Regions from separate parts of the Homo sapiens genome. Here region 2 is linked to region 1. Evidence: chromatin loops called from intact Hi-C (ENCODE). Cell type or tissue: PC-3. All regions are shown on one strand. Links, peaks and the distances in the headings refer to the core of each region. The heading gives the core; the rest is flanking DNA.

Region 1 (8,810 bases), core at 503-8,502:
TGTATCAAAACATCTCATGTACCCCATACATATACACACCTATTATATACCCACAAAAATTTAATAAATAAATAAATAACGAGATAAATAAATTGAGGCTTAGAGAGACTGAACCATTTGCCCTGAGGCACACAACTGTGTACAGCTTGGTGAATACAGAATCAGGACTTGAGCCCAAGCCCCGCTGTCTCCAAAGCCTACCACACTTGTGCTAGTTTCCCACCAGGCTGTGATGCCTCCTTAAGAGACTCATTTAAAACCCCATCTCTACTAAAAATACAAAAAATTAACCGGGCATGGTGGCGGGCGCCTGTAGTCCCAGCTACTCGGGAGGCTGAGGCAGGAGAATGGCATGAACCCGGGAGGCAGAACTTGCAGTGAGCCGAGATTGCGCCACTGCACCCCAGCCTGGGCAACAGAGCAAGACTCCATCTCAAAAAAAAAAAAAAAAAGAGAGAGAGAGGCTCATTTATTGCAAATTCCATATCAGCAATCACAGCTACTTTTACACACCCAAACCTAAATGTGACTATGGTAATAAGTATCTTAATTTTCATTTCATTGCCTGGCAGTTCTCCTCAACTGGATAACATATTGGGCTCTGGATAACTATATTAAACTGAATCCAAATTGCTTAGAAAGCATTTATCATTACTATCTCAGAAGAGTAGTTATGCACAAGTATGATCAAGAAGCACATTTCTAGCAACAATCTATTTGTCCCTTTTCCCCCCATATTAGTCATGGTTTCTTCCCTAAGATGAGCAGAGAGAACCAAACTAGATGTTTCTCTTGCTCATGTACACTGGGCAGGGGCTGACTGCATGAGCTAACAAGGGAGGTGGCTCCTCCGGAGACTAGCACCCACGGCTTCTAGTCGTGTTCACATTCGTTATAATGAAAATCTGTCCTGCTGCCCAGTGGGTTCAAGTAACCATGGCAACTTACCAGCAACATCGCTCACACAAATTATAGCAAAGAAGCTATGACCAGCTCCACCCAGAAACTGAAACGGTCACACCAAGAAAGAAACATTTCTCAAGGACACTTAGCTCTTAAAGAGCCATTGGCAACCCTGTACTTGTTCAGCTTTATCACCAGAATAAATCTCAGCTCGCTTTTACTGAACAGCGTTAAAAGCTGTTACACATAATACACTTGAACTTTGGTTGTAATTAAACTGGTGAATCACAACTTTGACTAACTCTCTGTGTCACAAAGAGCATTGATAAGGAGTTGTCTGGAGAGCCAGACAGCCCTCAGCCCACCTGGAATGCTGCAGACACCCGTCCTTGCATTCTCAGGGCAGGCAGAACTTTCACTGCAGAACGTGCAAGTCCCAGCGCTTCTCAGAGACCAGAAGCTTGGCGCAAAGTGATGCCTGGGGGACAGTGACAGCAAGAAAAGGAAACTCTGCCTTTCTGGAAAGTTCTGAGTTTACTTTTTTAAAGAAAACATAGAAAAGTCTTTAAATAAATTATTTTTTAAAACTACCACATGAGAGATAGGAAAAGATCATTTGTTGAGTGGTGATTTGAACAGCCACTGAGGGATGTGGCGGAGCAAGTTAATGAGGAAACTCGTAGGCTTGTCAGGCAGTTTCATGGGTCTAGTTGAAGCTGGTGACTATGAATTTAGAGGCTCGTCAAAGTTCTCAATCCATGTCTGTTCACCTCCCCCACTAGACTGTGTTCCTGGAGGGCTTAATTCATCTTGCGTCATCAGCACCTAGCTCGGCTCTGATACAAAGCAGATGCCCCCAGTGTTAGCTAAACTCAGTGGCAACGTCTGCAATGTCTGATGGGTTATTTCCTGGGTCTGCCAGAAATGAAGTTTATTTTCTCACAGTTCTGGAGGCTAGAAATCCAAGCTCAAGGTGTTGGCAGGCCAGGGCTAGGGAAAAACCTGTTCTGGGCCTCTCTCAGAGCTCCTGGCAGTTACTGGCCTGTAGCTGTGTAACTCCAATCTTCACATGATGGCATTCTCCCTGGGTGCACGCCTGTGCCCAAATTTCCACTTTTTATAAAGATACCCACCATATCGGATCAAGGTCGCTCCCTACTCCAATATGACCTCATCTTAACTTAATTATATCTTCAGTTACTCTATTTCCAAATATGCTCACATTCTGAGGTACTGAGGGTTAAGACTTCAATTCTGAGGGGTCACGATACAGCCTATAACATCGGAGCATAAACACTTTAAATAAATACTACATTTTTCTTTTCTTTTCTTTTCTTTTCTCTTTTCTTTTCTTCTCTTTTTTTTTTGAGACAGAGTCTCACTCTGTCTCCCAGGCTGGAGTGCAGTGTTGCGATCTCAGCTCACTGCAGCCTCCACCTCCCGGGTTCAAGCTATTCTCCTGCCTCAGCCTCCCAAGTAGCTGGGACTACAGGCATGTGCCACCACACCTGGCTAATTTTTGTATTTTTAGTAGAGATGGGGTTTTACCACATTGGCCAGGCAGGTGTCAAACTTCTGACCTCAGGTGATCCACCCATCTCAGCCTCCCGAAGTGCTGGGATTACAAGTGTGAGCCACCATGGCCAGCCACATTTTTCTATGAGAACAAAGTCATGTGAAAAGAGTAAAGAATCTCCACATGTGAAAATCACCATTTTGGCTAAAGTTTAGAAGTATTAATAATTAATTTCATAGCTTAGGCAAAATGTCCATTGTTCCAAAAGTCATCATCAAATATTCACACTAGATACGAATTTCAGTAATTAATCCTATTTGTAAATTAAAAACCAAGATTTCAGCTTGAATAAATGATGAAGATCAGCCAAGCAACGTTCACTTCTTAAAAGCGTTTGTTTTGTGAAAAATGCAACAAGACTCCGTCTCGGTGGAAAGATGTGCTAAATATTCATTTATCTCAATATCAGTCATTGTTAAACAACAGTGACATGAGGGTGGGCAGAAGATTAGTTATGATCTAGTACTATCATCCTTCTGTCTGGGAGCAAACCCTCTCTAGAGCAGGATTAAGCTATCTTAGAAAAGAGCAATGTAGACAGTAACAATCTTTATAGTTCTCGCATCTGGTTTCTTGAATATTCACTTCTTTGTTTCCAGGGACTCCAGATGATGGCACGTGGTAGAACCATCTCCTTTTAAAGGTATATAGACTGCTCACTTCTGGGAGATGGAAGGCTTAAAATTGGCTATAAGAAAGGAAGGATACACTTATTATCTCAGGGGATAAAGAATTAATAGACAAAGCCTTGTTCTATCTCCTTGGGGTCATGGCTCCAATGAGCTTCTGAGGACCACAACCATCTATGTTCCATGTGTGACATCAGGAAGAAGGGGTCCCCTTCAAGCTCTGGCTCCTTTGTACTTACAGGATGGGCTATCACGATCCCAGAGAAAACAGTCGACATTATAAAACTGCCTTTCGAACCACATGATTCAGCATAAGAACATGAGAGATCCAGCTTTCGGTGTCACTATCACTGCCGGCTTTTCTGGCCTTGAAACTGGCCAGAAGTCCTTCTGCTTATTACCGGCTTGGATTGCTAGAACTTCAAAACAAAGTTTCAAGTGCTAGAAATTCTTAGTTTCTCTCTCATACATACTATTTTGAATTTTATATGAATTAGCTTTTAGATTCAGGTTACAAATTAATCCAGGCTCATTATGTAATTAAATGTTTGATTAGGAGCATTAATTAACATATTACACAGAGGCATATAATTTTATGAGACAAACTCTTTAATTCCAATGAAGAGATTCACCATGGTAACAAATTATCTGACCCACCCAATTCAATATGTAATTCCAAATGATTTTTCAAATTAACTAAAAATGCTGTCATTATTAAATAGGTATATTACAATGTATGCACTGCACTGTAGAGATTTTTTTTAAATACTTAGGCGAAAGATGAGAGAATTCTAAATATGCTTTCATAAATACACAAAGTAAAGATCAAGGCTGAAATTTTGAAAAAGGATAAAAATGTTGACAATTTTGTTGTAGCCAATGCTTTGTGCTTTAATTTTTTTTTAACCTGGCGACATTAGGAAATGGTGCATTTCATGCATTTTTAATCTTTCTGTGTTATCTTGGTAAGATGGCTCCTGGCACTCTACCTGGAGACGGATTTATTTTGATTGCTAGACACAATCTGTATTAATCAATCCAAGGCCAAGTACAATTTAGTTTGCTACTTCAGGAGCTGGATGGTATGCAATTGTTCACAGCTGTTTCTAATTACACCTTGATCCGATAATAACTAAATATTGTTTAAAGTTCTGGCAGTGACTACTTAAGGAGATGTGCAAGATCAATAAAGGAAAGTAACACTTCCAGGCATAAGCCTGCATAAATTAGAACCTGTAGAAAACACAAACACAATTCAGTAGGTGGCACTATTCCCTCAGCCAGAACTCTCTTCATTCCCTGTGACTTGAGTAGTCCTCCTACGGCAATCACCTTTACCAATTTCTTCCACGGAATTCTGTGACCTAAATTAGTATCAACAGACTAACCTCAAATTTATTGCCTGGCTTCTTCCCTTTGAGATACACAACCCAGATGAAAACTATGTGAATTGCAGATGTAAGAGTACAGAAGTTTGATTTCATCTCAAATCCTTCGATAATTAGGTCAGCATATTGTTACAGGTTACCTGAAAGTAAATTAATTCTTCATGCCCAATATCGACAACTCAACTGATTTGACCTCTTCCATTGATATGAGCCAATGAGATAACTTAAAATATTTAAACCAGCCAATGAGCAGGTTTTTCAATCTCAGAATTATTGACATTTGAGCTGGACAATTCTTTTTTTTTTCTTTTTTTAATTATTATTATACTTTAAGTTTTAGGGTACATGTGCACAACGTGCAGGTTTGTTACATATGTATACATGTGCCATGTTGGTGTGTTGCACCCACTAACTCATCATTTAGCATTAGGTATATCTCCTAATGCTATCCCTCCCACCTCCCTGAGTTGGATAATTCTTAACTAGGGAGAGAAGGATACATTGTAAAAATTTTAAAATGCTGAGCAGCAGCCCTGGCCTCTGTCCACTAGAAGCTAGTATCACTTCCCTAGTGTGACAACCAAAAGTACCTCCAGACATTGCCAGATGTCCCCTGCGTGGGGACAAAATCATCCCATTTGAGAACCATCAGTCACCTAATGATCTTCCTTTATACTAAAGGCCGATCTCTGGCTTCATTGCCAAAGACTGAACTATTCCACTAGCATTCTTTCAATAACAATGTTTACTACCTGTGTTTTTTTTTTTTTTTTTTTTTGAGACAGAGTCTTGCACTGTCACCCAGGCTGGAGTGCAGTGGTGTGGTGTGATTTTGGCTCACTGCAACTTCTGCCTCCCAGGCTCAAGCAATTCTCCTGCCTCGGCCTCCCAAGTAGCTGGGGCTACAGGCGCCTGTCACCACTCCTGGCTTTTTTTTTTTTGTATTTTTAGTAGAGACAGGGTTTCACTATGCGGGCCAGGCTGGTCTCGAACTCCTGACCTCATGATCCGCCCACCTTGGCCTCCCAAAGTGCTGGGATTACAGGCATGAGCCACCACACCTGGCCACTGTTGTTATCTGATTCCAAAAGTTAAAGCGTGAACATTGTTGAAAAATGTTGAAGCTAAAAAAAGTACAAAGAAAAATAAAAGCCACCAGGAATGGTCCCATACTATGATAATAACTGTTCTAACTTCAAGGGTATCACCTTATTTTTTTTTGGCATAAAGATGAATGCAGAGTACATGTAATACTATTTGATTTATTAAAATCTTAGAGTCATGTGGCAGTATTAAGCATGATTTAATGACTATATAGTATTCTTTCCAAGAGATATGCCATACTTATTTTAGCTGATCTCTTATGTCAATATATTGAACTTTTCACCTGATCACAGGTTAATGTATATTACTTTTACTATGTCCGTGGGATAAATCCCCACAAATAGAAATTTTATGTACTAACCTATTTTAGTTCTGCCCTCACACAAAGGGAACATAAGAGAGAATGAAGAAACAAAGAAGAAAAACGAAGATGGGGAATAAAGAAGAGGAGAAAATAAGAGAGAGAAGGCAAAAATAAGAGGAGATGGGAAAGAGAAGAGGAGGGAAAGATGTGAGAAAGGAAGGAGGGAATGATGGAGGGAAGAAGTGGAAGGGTCTTGTCTCAGTAGAGGCTAATCTAGAAATGAACTTGACTGGCAAAGCCTCCACTTGCTTTTCTCTTGGGTTTTGCATCGTTCACGTGGTTTGTTCCCCCGCAGAGATGACAATGCTCTTGTCCACCATTCAGGGGGCATATGCTTCAAGTTATCGTCTTTCAATTCTTCCTGTGACTAGCATGCATTCGTGAAATGGCATGTAAAAGTAAAGTGAGAAACCTTGAAAGTATTATGCTAAGTGAAAAAAGCCAAACTCATGAGGCCATAAATTGCATAATTCCATATGTATGACATATCCAGAATAGGCAAATTCATAGAGACAGAATTACACTTACAGAAAAACAATGATACATCATAGCTGTGAAGTGAGAGCTATGGGGTCTGCAAATGTACACCCAGATAGACTATTGTATGAAAACAGTAGCATTCTCCCTGGGTGGCACTGATGCAAAGTATTGTATAGAAAGGTTCAGATAAAATTACAGTAAAACCTGAGGCTATAGAAAAACCACTGTTCAGTACATCCAGTTATCCAAAACAGCGCTGGACTGAGGGATGTGTGGATGGGGAGTGATGCACGGCATAAAAACATGTCATGTCCAGAAGGAACCTGGGGGCAGAAAAAAAGACTTGAAGCTAAGGACAGGCCATGTTTAAGAGGGGAGAAGAGCAATCATGTGACATGCAGAACTCAGATTATTAGCAACATGCTCAATTTGTGCTTGTTGATTAATTAATGGAATGAGGTCTGAAAACATGGTCAGTAAACATAGTAGGCAGTTTCTAAGATGGCTTCTGACAATGTTAGGGTGGCTCACCACCTAAAATCCACGCCTTTTTACTCTTGCCTTGAGTATAAGATGGATTTGGTTATGACTTGCTTCTAAGATGCCACTTCTAAGTTTAGGTTACAAAAAAACTCTGTTGTCTGTCTTGCTCACTCACTCTTGCTGTCTCACTTGCTTGCTCAGATGAAAGCCAACTGCCACGTTTTGAGTTGCTCCAGGAAAGGCTTTTGTGGTAAGGAACTGAGAAATCTCTGGCCAACAGGCAGCAAGAAGCTGAAACCATCAGTCCAACAACCTGAAAGGAATTGGGTCCCACCAACAATCACCTGAACGAGGTTAGAAATGGAGTCTCCTTCAGTTGAGCCTTCTGATGAGACCAATGCCCCAGCCAACAGCTTGACCACAACCTCAGGAGAGACCCCGAGACACAGGTGGTCAGATAACCTGAACTCAGATTACTGAACCACAGAAACTGAGAGATAATGTTTACTGTGTTAAGCCATTAATTTTGAGTTAATTTCTTATGCAACAATATGTAACTGGTACAACAGTGTTTTCTGGTATTTCACTGGTTACCAGACAAAGATAATTGTTTTAAAAGTGTAATTTTCCCCCTCTCAAACTTAGCCATACATTAATGCCTCTAAACAAGTTACCTACATATGAAAATAACTTCTGCTCTTTACTGAATTAAGGATAATGAACTGTTTACCCTCCATTAAAAATCAATTAAGGAACGGCACTTTCTCTCTTTGATTTCAATCTATTGACTAGTTATCCAGAACCTCAGGGACACAAATTGACAAAGGAAATTATTAGTGCTATGTCATCCCCTGAGAAAATTCAGACAAATCTTCTCTTGAAATTCTCTGCCCTCCTTTAACTTAAAACTATTCACAGCCGTAATGGACAACAGCACTGATGGAGAACACTAAGTAGCAGGTTCATATATTCTATGCCAATACTTACCACGTATCTTTATGGTAAACATGTTTCTCTTGGAGAAATGAGCCATAAACTAAAGTCTATGCAGCAGAAAAATCCAACTCCCTTAAGGCAAGGGGGTATTTCCTACTACTAAGCTTTACTTTGCTCATCATAATGCGGGAGAAATGCAAAGGGAAGATGAGAGACTATTTTTATTTTTTATACATTTAAGAACACTAATAAAATCAAGTTCATGATCTATTTTCTTTAATCACAAAATCTCTGCATACATTATCAGTTTCAAGTAAAATAAACCGCATTGAGGAATGCAGTTCTCTGATTCCTCATAAATAGCTGCTCTGCTTAATACATTTGAGAGGATCCCAGGAACAAAAGAGCAGAGAGAATAGAATGATTTCTGTCAAATGCGCTACACTCATTTGTATGAGTAAGTAGCTTAATTGTGACATGTGTGTTTTAACAAAAAGGACTTGAGGTCCTGAGTGTGGAAAATAGAGCATCCCTACTTATCCTTTTATCACTCTTTACCATAAAACATATTTAAGTTAATTTCTCACAGTAAAGATGACATTTATCTCTTACCATAGGACTAGCGTTTAATACTTACTACATTTCAAATCAAGGACACTAAATTCAATCTGATGTTTCCAATTAGATACTAATGGTTTCAATAAAATATTTCATGAATCAAGGCAAAGAAATGAACAAAGTCCTGAAGGCAGGTAATGCACTGTAAAGTAAATCAATCTCTAGGTGCTGAAAGACTTACAAAAATAAATAAAGTAACAATAAAGATAAGCAGACTCTTCTACTTAGAAGTGCACAGAATAGGTGAATTTATGTCAAATGCATCTGCTTCAATTATGCATGTAATTTAAGCTCCATAAACCAGCACTAAGAGTTATGCTTTCTGTAAA
Region 2 (8,810 bases), core at 297-8,296, 430 kb before region 1:
TACAAATCTGGGTGCTTCTGTAATGGGTGCAGATATATTTAGGATAGTTAGCTCTTCTGGTTGAATTGATCCCTTTACCATTATGTAGTGGCCTTCTTTGTCTCTTTTGATCTTTGTTGGTTTAAAGTCTGTTTTATCAGAGACTAGGATTGCAACCCCTGCTTTCTTTTAGCTTTCTATTTGCTTGGTAGATCTTCCTCCATCCCTTTATTTTGACCCTATGTGAGTCTTTGTATGTGAGATGGGTTTCCTGAATACAGCACACCGATGGGTCTTGACTCTTTACCCAATTTGCCAGTCTGTGTTTTTTAATTGGGGCATTTAGCCCATTTACATTTAAGGCTAATATTGTTATGTTTGAATTTGATCCTGTCATTATGATGTTGGCTGGTTATTTTGACCATTAATTGATGTGGTTTCTTCATAGCATCAATGGTCTTTACCATTTGGCATATTTTTGCAGTGGCTGGTACCGGTTGTTCCTTTCCATGTTTAGTGCTTCTGTTCAGCAGGCCTGGTGGTGACAAAATCTCTCAGCATTTGCTTGACTCTAAAGGATTTTATTTCTCCTTCACTTATGAAGCTTAGTTTGGCTGTATGTGAGATTCTGGGTTGATTAGTATGTTTAGTCTTTTCTTTAAGAATGTTGAATGTTGGCCCCAACTCTCTTCTGGTTTGTAGGGTTTCTGCTGAGAGATCCAACTTACAAGGGATGTGAAGGACCTCTTCAAGGAGAACTACAAACCACTGCTCAATGAAATAAAAGAGGACACAAACAAATGGAAGAACATTCCATACTCATGGATAGGAAGAATCAATATTGTGAAAATGGCCATACTGCCCAAGGTAATTTATAGATTCAATGCTATCCCCATCAAGCTACCAATGACTTCTTTCACAGAATTGGAGAAAACTACTTTAAAGTTCATATGGAACCAAAAAAGAGCCCACATACCCAAGACAATCCTAAGCACAAAGAATAAAGCTGGAGGCATCACGCTACCTGACTTCAAACTATACTACAAGGCTACAGTAACCAAAACAACATGGTACTGGTACCAAAATGTTATATAGACTAAAGGAATAGAACAGAGGCCTCAGAAATAACGCTACACATCTACAACCATCTGATCATTGACAAACCTGACAAAAACAAGAAATGGGGAAAGGATTCCCTATTTAATAAATGGTGCTGGGAAAACTGGCTAGCCATATGTAGAAAGCTGAAACTGAAGCCCTTCCTTACACAATATACAAAACTTAACTCAAGATGGATTAAGGACTTAAATGTAAGACCTAACACCACAAAAACCCTAGAAGAAAACCTAGGCAATACCATTCAGAAGATAGGCATGGGCAAAGACTTCATGACTAAAACACAAAAAGCACTGGCAACAAAAGCCAAAATAGACAAATGGGATCTAATTAAACTAAAGAGCTTCTGCACAGTGAAAGAAACTATCATCAGAGTGAATAGGCAACCTACAGAATGGGAGAAAATCTTTGCAATCTACCAATCTGACCAAGGGCTAATATCCAGAATCTACAGAGAACTTAAACAAATTTACAAGGAAAAAACAACTCCATCAAAAAGTGGACAAAGGATATGAACAGCCACTTCTCAAAAGAGGACATTTATGCAGGCAACAGCCATATGAAAAAATACTCATCATCACTGGTCATTAGAGAAATGCAAATCAAAACCACAGTGAGATACCATCTCATGCCAGTTAGAATGGTGATCATTAAAAAGTCAGGAAACAACAGGTGCTGGAGAGGATGTGGAGAAATAGGAACACTTTTACACTGTTGGTGACAGTGTAAATTATTTCAACCATTCTGGAAGACAGTGTGGCGATTCCTCAAGGATCTAGAACCAGAAATACCATTTGACCCAGCGATCCCATTACTGGGTATATACTGAAAGGATTATAAATCATGCTACTATAAAGACATATACATACATATGTTTTTTGCAGCACTATTCACAATAGTAGAGACTTGGAACCAACCCAAATGTCCATCAATGATAGACTGGATTAAGAAAATGTGGCACATATACACCATGGAATACTATGCAGCCATAGAAAAGGATGAGTTCATGTCCTTTGCAGGGACATGGATGAAGCTGGTAACCATCATTCTAAGCAAACTATCACAAGGAAAGAAAAGAAAACACCACATGTTCTCACTCATAGGTGGGAGTTGAACAATGAGAACGCATGGACACAGGGTAGGGAACATTATACACTGGGGCCTGTCAGGAGGTAGGGGGCTGGGGGAGGGATAACATTAGGAGAAATACCTTATGTAAATGACGAATTGATGGGTGTAGCAAACCAACATAGCACATGTATACCTATGTAACAAACCTGCATGTTGTGCACATGTACCCTAGAACATAAGTATAATAAAAACAAAAACAAAAAAACATAATACAGAAGTAGCAAACATTAGAAGCAGCTACAACCCTCTAGGTCCAAGATGGAGAACCTGGGAAGGAGCCACCTCCACGTCTCTCACCTCTTCAGGGGCGAATTGCATTCCTTGTTGGAAAGGGTGTGCAATGGTCACTGGATGGGAGAGAAATCACAGTCTCTTTGCTGATGCAACTTGTGGGAAACCTAATATTTTGGGTTGCCAGGAAACATCTGTTCACAAAAAGGTGCTGCATCTCTGGACTCATTGCAAAGCTACCTGAGGGATTCCTGGGCAATTGATTCATGGAGAGGTGATGTACTGGTGGCACTCTGCTGTGATGACGCCTGAGGAGGTATCAGGGAAGCTGCTGGCTGTACATGATGCTGGCCAACCTGTACTGCAGGAACTGGGCCCTGGTGAATGTTCATGGTGGAGGAACCTAGTGAGAGATGTGCACCAAAACCAGGAAAATAAACCCTTTCCCCCTAGAGCAAACGTACAGCAGCACCGCCTACTGACAATATTGTACCAGCTGACAAAGGAGAACTATCCACAGGGCCCATCTCAGTTACTGCAGAATAAGGAATGGAGAGTGAATTTGGAATTGAGAGACAATAAGTGGATGACTGTCACAGTCAGTGTTAACAATGAGGTTTTGCTCTTTAGGAATAAGTTATCTGAAGACAAAGCAGGAGGAAGGTCTGTCTTGGTCCTGGATCACTGCTGCTAAAACTTAAGCATGCAAGTCAATCACCTGGGTGTTTAAATAGATTTCTGGGCCCCATTATGAGAATTCTGATTCAAGAGGTCTACAATGGGGTCTGATCATTTACATTTCTTACCAGTTCCTAAGGGATGCTTGATACCGTCTTCTCCTTTTACCTTTAGGTAATTTATCTATCATGAAGAGTTTCTTATTTTTATCACCTAGTTTTATGACCAGGGCCACACTTTATGTAGAACACTCCTTCTGTTCTCTTCTAACTTAGTTATTATACACAAGGAGAAGATAATCTTGATCTTTCTAAAAGCATACATTTGAAATCTTTAAATAAAAGCAGTCCCACACAACTGCATTTCTGATCATTTAAAAATGTATTTTCTTTTTTTTCAATTTAGGATTTTCTAAACAGATTAAAGAAAAGTAATAACTATAGTAATATTTTCTCAATTATTCTAGTACAGTATCTACTCACATCACATATTTAATATGACTTGGAATTGTCAATTTCACATGATTTAACACTACACAAAACATTTTCAAACTGCATGAAAATGTAACCAACAGGTTTTTCTATTGAGAAGTTGTAATATAAAAACGTACAAAAAGATTTGAGGGGAAAAAAAGTAAAAACTGTCCTGACAGCGGCTTTCCTTTGTTTCAATATGGGGTTAAATGTTAAGAATAAAGATAATTTGACCTAGCTCTATTTTTCCTAAGGTTTATAAAATATCTTTCTTTCATATAACTGAAAAATATGGTAACTGTGATATCTCTTTAGTCTTAGTAAAATAAACATGTCTTTATTAAGTTATAGGATGGTAATGAGCTTCACGTTGAGCTGAGGCACTAACCTGAGTTTATGCCCCTGGAGACTTTTGCTTTTCAGGCAAGCATACCTCAAGGTATACATGTCACGTTGTTTCAGGTGACCTTTAATTTTATCCCATAAAATAATGTTTGAGCTTATCTCATTTTGCCAATTATTTCCATGACTTACTGACACTCTTGCCAATAAATCAGTGAGGCTGTTTTCTTAATGTATAGAGACACATTACAGAAAAAGCCTAGGTGTGAGTCACAGTTCCTGGGGTTTTCACGTGAATTTACCAACAAGCTTAGAGGCCTTCAACAAATGCTTATGTTTCCCTTTCTGGGCCTCAGTTTTCTCAAACGTAAAAATGACAGATTTAAAGAAATTATTTCTAATGAACTCTCTACCTCCCTGATTTTATATTTTTTATCAAATATCTTAAAATATAATATTGTTGGGCTTTATTAAACAGAGCTCATCCAGAAAGGTTAATAAAATCACTGGGGTTTTTCTCTTTTATTATGATTTTTGAAATAACTGTATGAGTCTTTTGTTAATATAGATAAACAGTGTTGTATAATGGTGGACACGTGTTAATGTCTGGGCTGTTGTCCCACTGATTTTTTTTTTAATAACAATACTGATAACGGCAAATGAGGTATTAGCCTAGTCGGTGTACCACAATAAAAGGAACCACTATGTGGTAGTATAATGCAGAAAATGGTAGGAATCGGGGCTCTAGCTGTAATGAGATGTGCTTTGTCTGGTCATATGGTCTTCAACTTGAATTATTTAATCGATATAAACTATAGTGAACTAGTGACTTAGAGAATATTGATAACACTGTCAGATTGTTTATAAATAATACCAGCATTATACATTTTATAGTGAAATTCATTCCAAATAATAATGCTGAAATGTTGGCATTTTTCAATATTTCAAGAATGTTACAAGATTAATGAAAAAAATAACAAGTACAATGTTAATTTTTTGAATTGGCACTATGAATTATTAATTGTGGAAAAAGGATCGGGCAAGCAGAAAAGGTTTATTAATTTATTATTTTTAATTTTTTTTTAAGATTGGGTTGTTGACGTATCATTTTCCTCATTGCCATGCAGGTGTGAGGTGATGTCTTTTCAGTGATTCCAGATGAGGCATGGCCTAAAGCAGAGAATGACGCATTCTCAGATCATGCGATCGTCATAACTGGGCTTCATCCACCTTCCCAGAGATTTCCTGAGAGGCTCCAGTTCAGACCTTAACACCAGCCACTACCCCACATTTTCCCTCCACCACCACACATTAGCAGGGGAATAGAACAAAATGGTGAATTCAGTGGGGAGAAGTCCCTCCACTGGAATTCCCTCATGGGGAGATTATTCTCTCCTCTCCCAATGGGAAAATGCAGTAAGTGTCCCCCAGAAAAGGGGAGATGCAGAAGACACTTATGAAGACTTGGGTGAGTGGCCATGGTTGAGGTGCTGCTAGGAACCCCACAGCAGAAGGAGCAAAGATTATAGAGGACTGAGGCCCCGTGAGATTTCAGTTATTGGGAAAAAAATAAACAATAGTTGCACATGCATACCCCAATGAGGTAATATTGCTGAATGTACATCTATTACAAGGCTTTTTCTCCATATTAGAGCTAAATTTCAGCTGCCATCTAATTTCCTGTTAGAATTAGCACATTAGTAGGTTTGGATTTTGTGACGCATCTTAAAATTCTTCGTTTTTGCATTTCATTTGTCTTTTTGTCTCCTGTACCTGGCAGAGTGCCTGGCACAGAAAATGCACTCAATAAATACAGAACTAAAAAGACACCGAGGCAGGAGAATCACTTGAACCCGGGAGGTGGAAGTTGCAGTGAGCCGAGACGGCGCCATTGTACTGCAGCCTGGGCAACAAGAGCGAAACTCTGTCTGGAAGGAAAAAAAAAAAAAAAAAAAAAGACGTAGTGTTTGTGTGTTTGTGGTTATTTTGAGGATTTTTCTCATGGTATTTTCATTACTCAGTTTCCTGTGTGCTGTTCTTGAGGCAGCTGTTGTTAGAACAACCACACATATTAAAATAATCCACAGAATGTTAAAAAATACTGATGCCTAGATTCTCCCTACTTAAGATTTTGATCTAATTGGTCTGGGGTGTAAGCTGGACGCAGGGGTTTATAAAAATTCCCAGGAGATTCTAAAATACAGCCAAGATTGGGAACTACTGTCTAGATTATCTTCCTTCTTACCAATTCTTTCTTCTGCTGTATCTAATCTACAATTTTACCCATTCATTGAGACTTTAATTTTAACAATTGTGATTTAAATTTCTAAGACATCTTTTATTATTTTTAATTGATCTTTCTATTTTGCTATAGTGCCATTTTCTTATAGTTTCCACACCTGCTTTTATACTTTAATCATTTTAAATTTGTTTTACTACTTTTATGGCTAATTATTTTATAGGAAATTCTTCGGAATCTACCCGTCCTACTTCATGTGCACTGTCTCTTGCTTACTGAACCTTGTTCTCTTGCATGTTTTATAAATTTGAATTGTAAACCTAACTTAAAAAGAGTTCTATCTGGAAATCCTGACAGCATGGTTTCAAGGAGTTTTGATTTGTCTTTGGCAAAATACACAACAGTATCTCCACAGCCCTATAAATCCTGTTTTATATACATTTCTGGTGTTCTGTGTTTCTAAATCACAGAATATTTATACCTCCCCACTTCAAATCACTGTAGTGGACAGGGCTGGGGTTTAGAATTCCCAGAGAAGCATTTTTTCCCCTGCAGCCAGCAAAGGGTAGACAATGTTGTTCTTTGCCAAATGTGTTAGCTCTCTTTAATCATTACCTGCTTCTCCCAGGCTGAAAGTTTCTTTCCCTAGTTCCACAAAAAGCTGGGAGCCCAATCCCCTGGTTTGATCATTGCCCTTCCCTGACACCCCTCCAGGAAAGCTGTATCTCAGTTCATGTTATTTGCCCTGTGGTTTATTTCTGCTATAAGATTTCACTTCTTTGTTGGTACCTCAACTATGTGTTGAAAATAATGCTCTGATTACTTTATCTGGCATTTCTATGGGTTTATCTCAAGGGACTTTGCAGATGAGTCTATCTTCTTGATCACCTCACCCTCGTCCCATTCTTATCCCATCTTAACACATTGTGCATAACAGATGCTCCAGAATGCTCTTTGATCTCAGTGTCTACTCAGCCTCACTACTCCATCAGCCCCTGCTGTCTTGCTGGAGCCCTCAGTTACAAAGAGAAATATTTATCATCCTTTTACCTCCCTCATGGCTTATTGACTCAATTTCTTTCACATGTGTTCATGACACTTAGAGTGCTACCAAACTTGCTCCCTGTTATGGATGAAAGCGTTTCTTAATAGCTCACCTGTCCCAGGATGGTTGCAGGCCACAGAATGATCACTTTAAAATAGTCATGGATTTCTAAAGTTTTTAATGATTTTGAAAAAAAAAAAAAAAAAACCTAACTTTTTTCACCAAAGGGTCTTGCATGAATGCATTTTTTGTTTGTTTTGTGTGTGTGTGTGTGTGTGTATTTGAGACAGGGTCTCACCATGCTGTTGACTAGGCTGTAGTGCAGTGGCACAATCTTGGCTCACTGCAACTTCCATCCCCTGGGTTCAAGCAATTCTTTTGTATCAGCCTCCAGAGTAGCTGGGACTACAGGGACATGCTACCAGGCCCCACTAATTTTTGTATTTTTAGTAGAGACGGGGTTTTACCATGTTGGCCAGGCTGGTCTGGAATTCCTGACTTCAAGCAATCTGCCTGCCTCTGCTTTCCAAAGTGCTGGGTGGCATAAGCCACCGTGCCCGGCAGGATGTATATTTTTAATTAAATGAGTTCTACAAAATATATGAGATTGCTGGTTTTCTTTAATGTACTTATAGGTAAAGTCTGGCTGGTATCATGTACTTTACATTATAAACTAAAGTAGAGACTTGTGTATTTGCTACATATTCAAATTTACTTTGTTGATGAGGATACTGGGAGGTTGTGCTGAAAGATTCTTCTTTATTGATTGCACACATCTTAAAGGGAAGAAAGTGGTTTACAAAAGACATTTTAAAGGACTTCTAGAAAGATAATAAAATAGTAATCAAGAAAAAGAGATGGTTGCTCCAAAATAATATGGTGGGAAAACAATAATAAAAATAACTGTAATGTAATTGGAAATTAGTTTTTAAATTATATTGGTTTACTTAGCTTTTCAAAAAACAAAAGAAATAAAAGATAATGAAAATAACATCCATCATCAGATTTCTCAGACTGCATGAAAATGTCCTTGCCCTTAGTTAAAAAAAAAAAAAAAATCAGTGTCTGTTGCATGTGATTAGCCAGGCTTGGTTTTGATTGTTTCCATTACGATCTTCTTGTTAGAGTGTAATGAGATGCAGTCCTGCACGTATGAATACCCATCGCCTGTCACTGAGCCATCTGTCCACAACTTAAAGGCATGAAAACGCTGTCTGCAGTGAATGAGAAAAATGGAAATTTATATTAGAATCGTTCCTTTTTGTTCTTTGTTCATGATTGAAAGCCACTCGACATCTATTCACTGGGATTCAGACATTTAACAGGCAACCTATCTAACAACTTTAAAATGTATTCTAAAATTGGGGTCTATTTTGACATCTGGACGTTGGCCAATCTTTTCCCTGAACCAGCTTTTTTTTTTTTAAGAAAGCTTTAAAAAATAGACTTTATTTTTTAGAGCAGTTTTAGGTTTATAGAAAAATTGAGCAGAAAGTACATAGCTCCAGTGTACTCCCTTCCCCCAACCTCACTTTCCCCTATTAACATCTTGAATTGGTGTGGTACATTTGTTACA

Evidence for each region. Peaks named below come from ENCODE experiments on the same cell type or tissue, not always from the same donor. Only the 100,000 strongest peaks of a DNase experiment are listed, where the experiment ranks them.
Region 2: it touches region 1 in a loop (6-fold over the local background); 7 of 110 quality-filtered maps call a loop at or near these places.

Annotation. Positions count from the first base shown.
Region 1 is chr2:229,128,979-229,137,788 of GRCh38, forward strand. The region is part of intron 2 of PID1 (phosphotyrosine interaction domain containing 1); the gene reads right to left. Among named protein-coding and RNA genes, the nearest start is that of PID1, 140 kb to the right of the region's middle. In PC-3, for the core only: CTCF peaks have their summits at 4,382 (motif pointing right) and 4,584; a DNase peak (open chromatin) is centred at 4,393; H3K27me3 peaks cover 572 bases.
Region 2 is chr2:228,694,935-228,703,744 of GRCh38, forward strand. No RefSeq gene overlaps it. Among named protein-coding and RNA genes, the nearest start is that of LINC01807, 88 kb to the left of the region's middle. In PC-3, for the core only: CTCF peaks have their summits at 4,630 and 4,837; a DNase peak (open chromatin) is centred at 5,907; H3K4me3 peaks cover 861 bases; H3K27ac peaks cover 1,749 bases.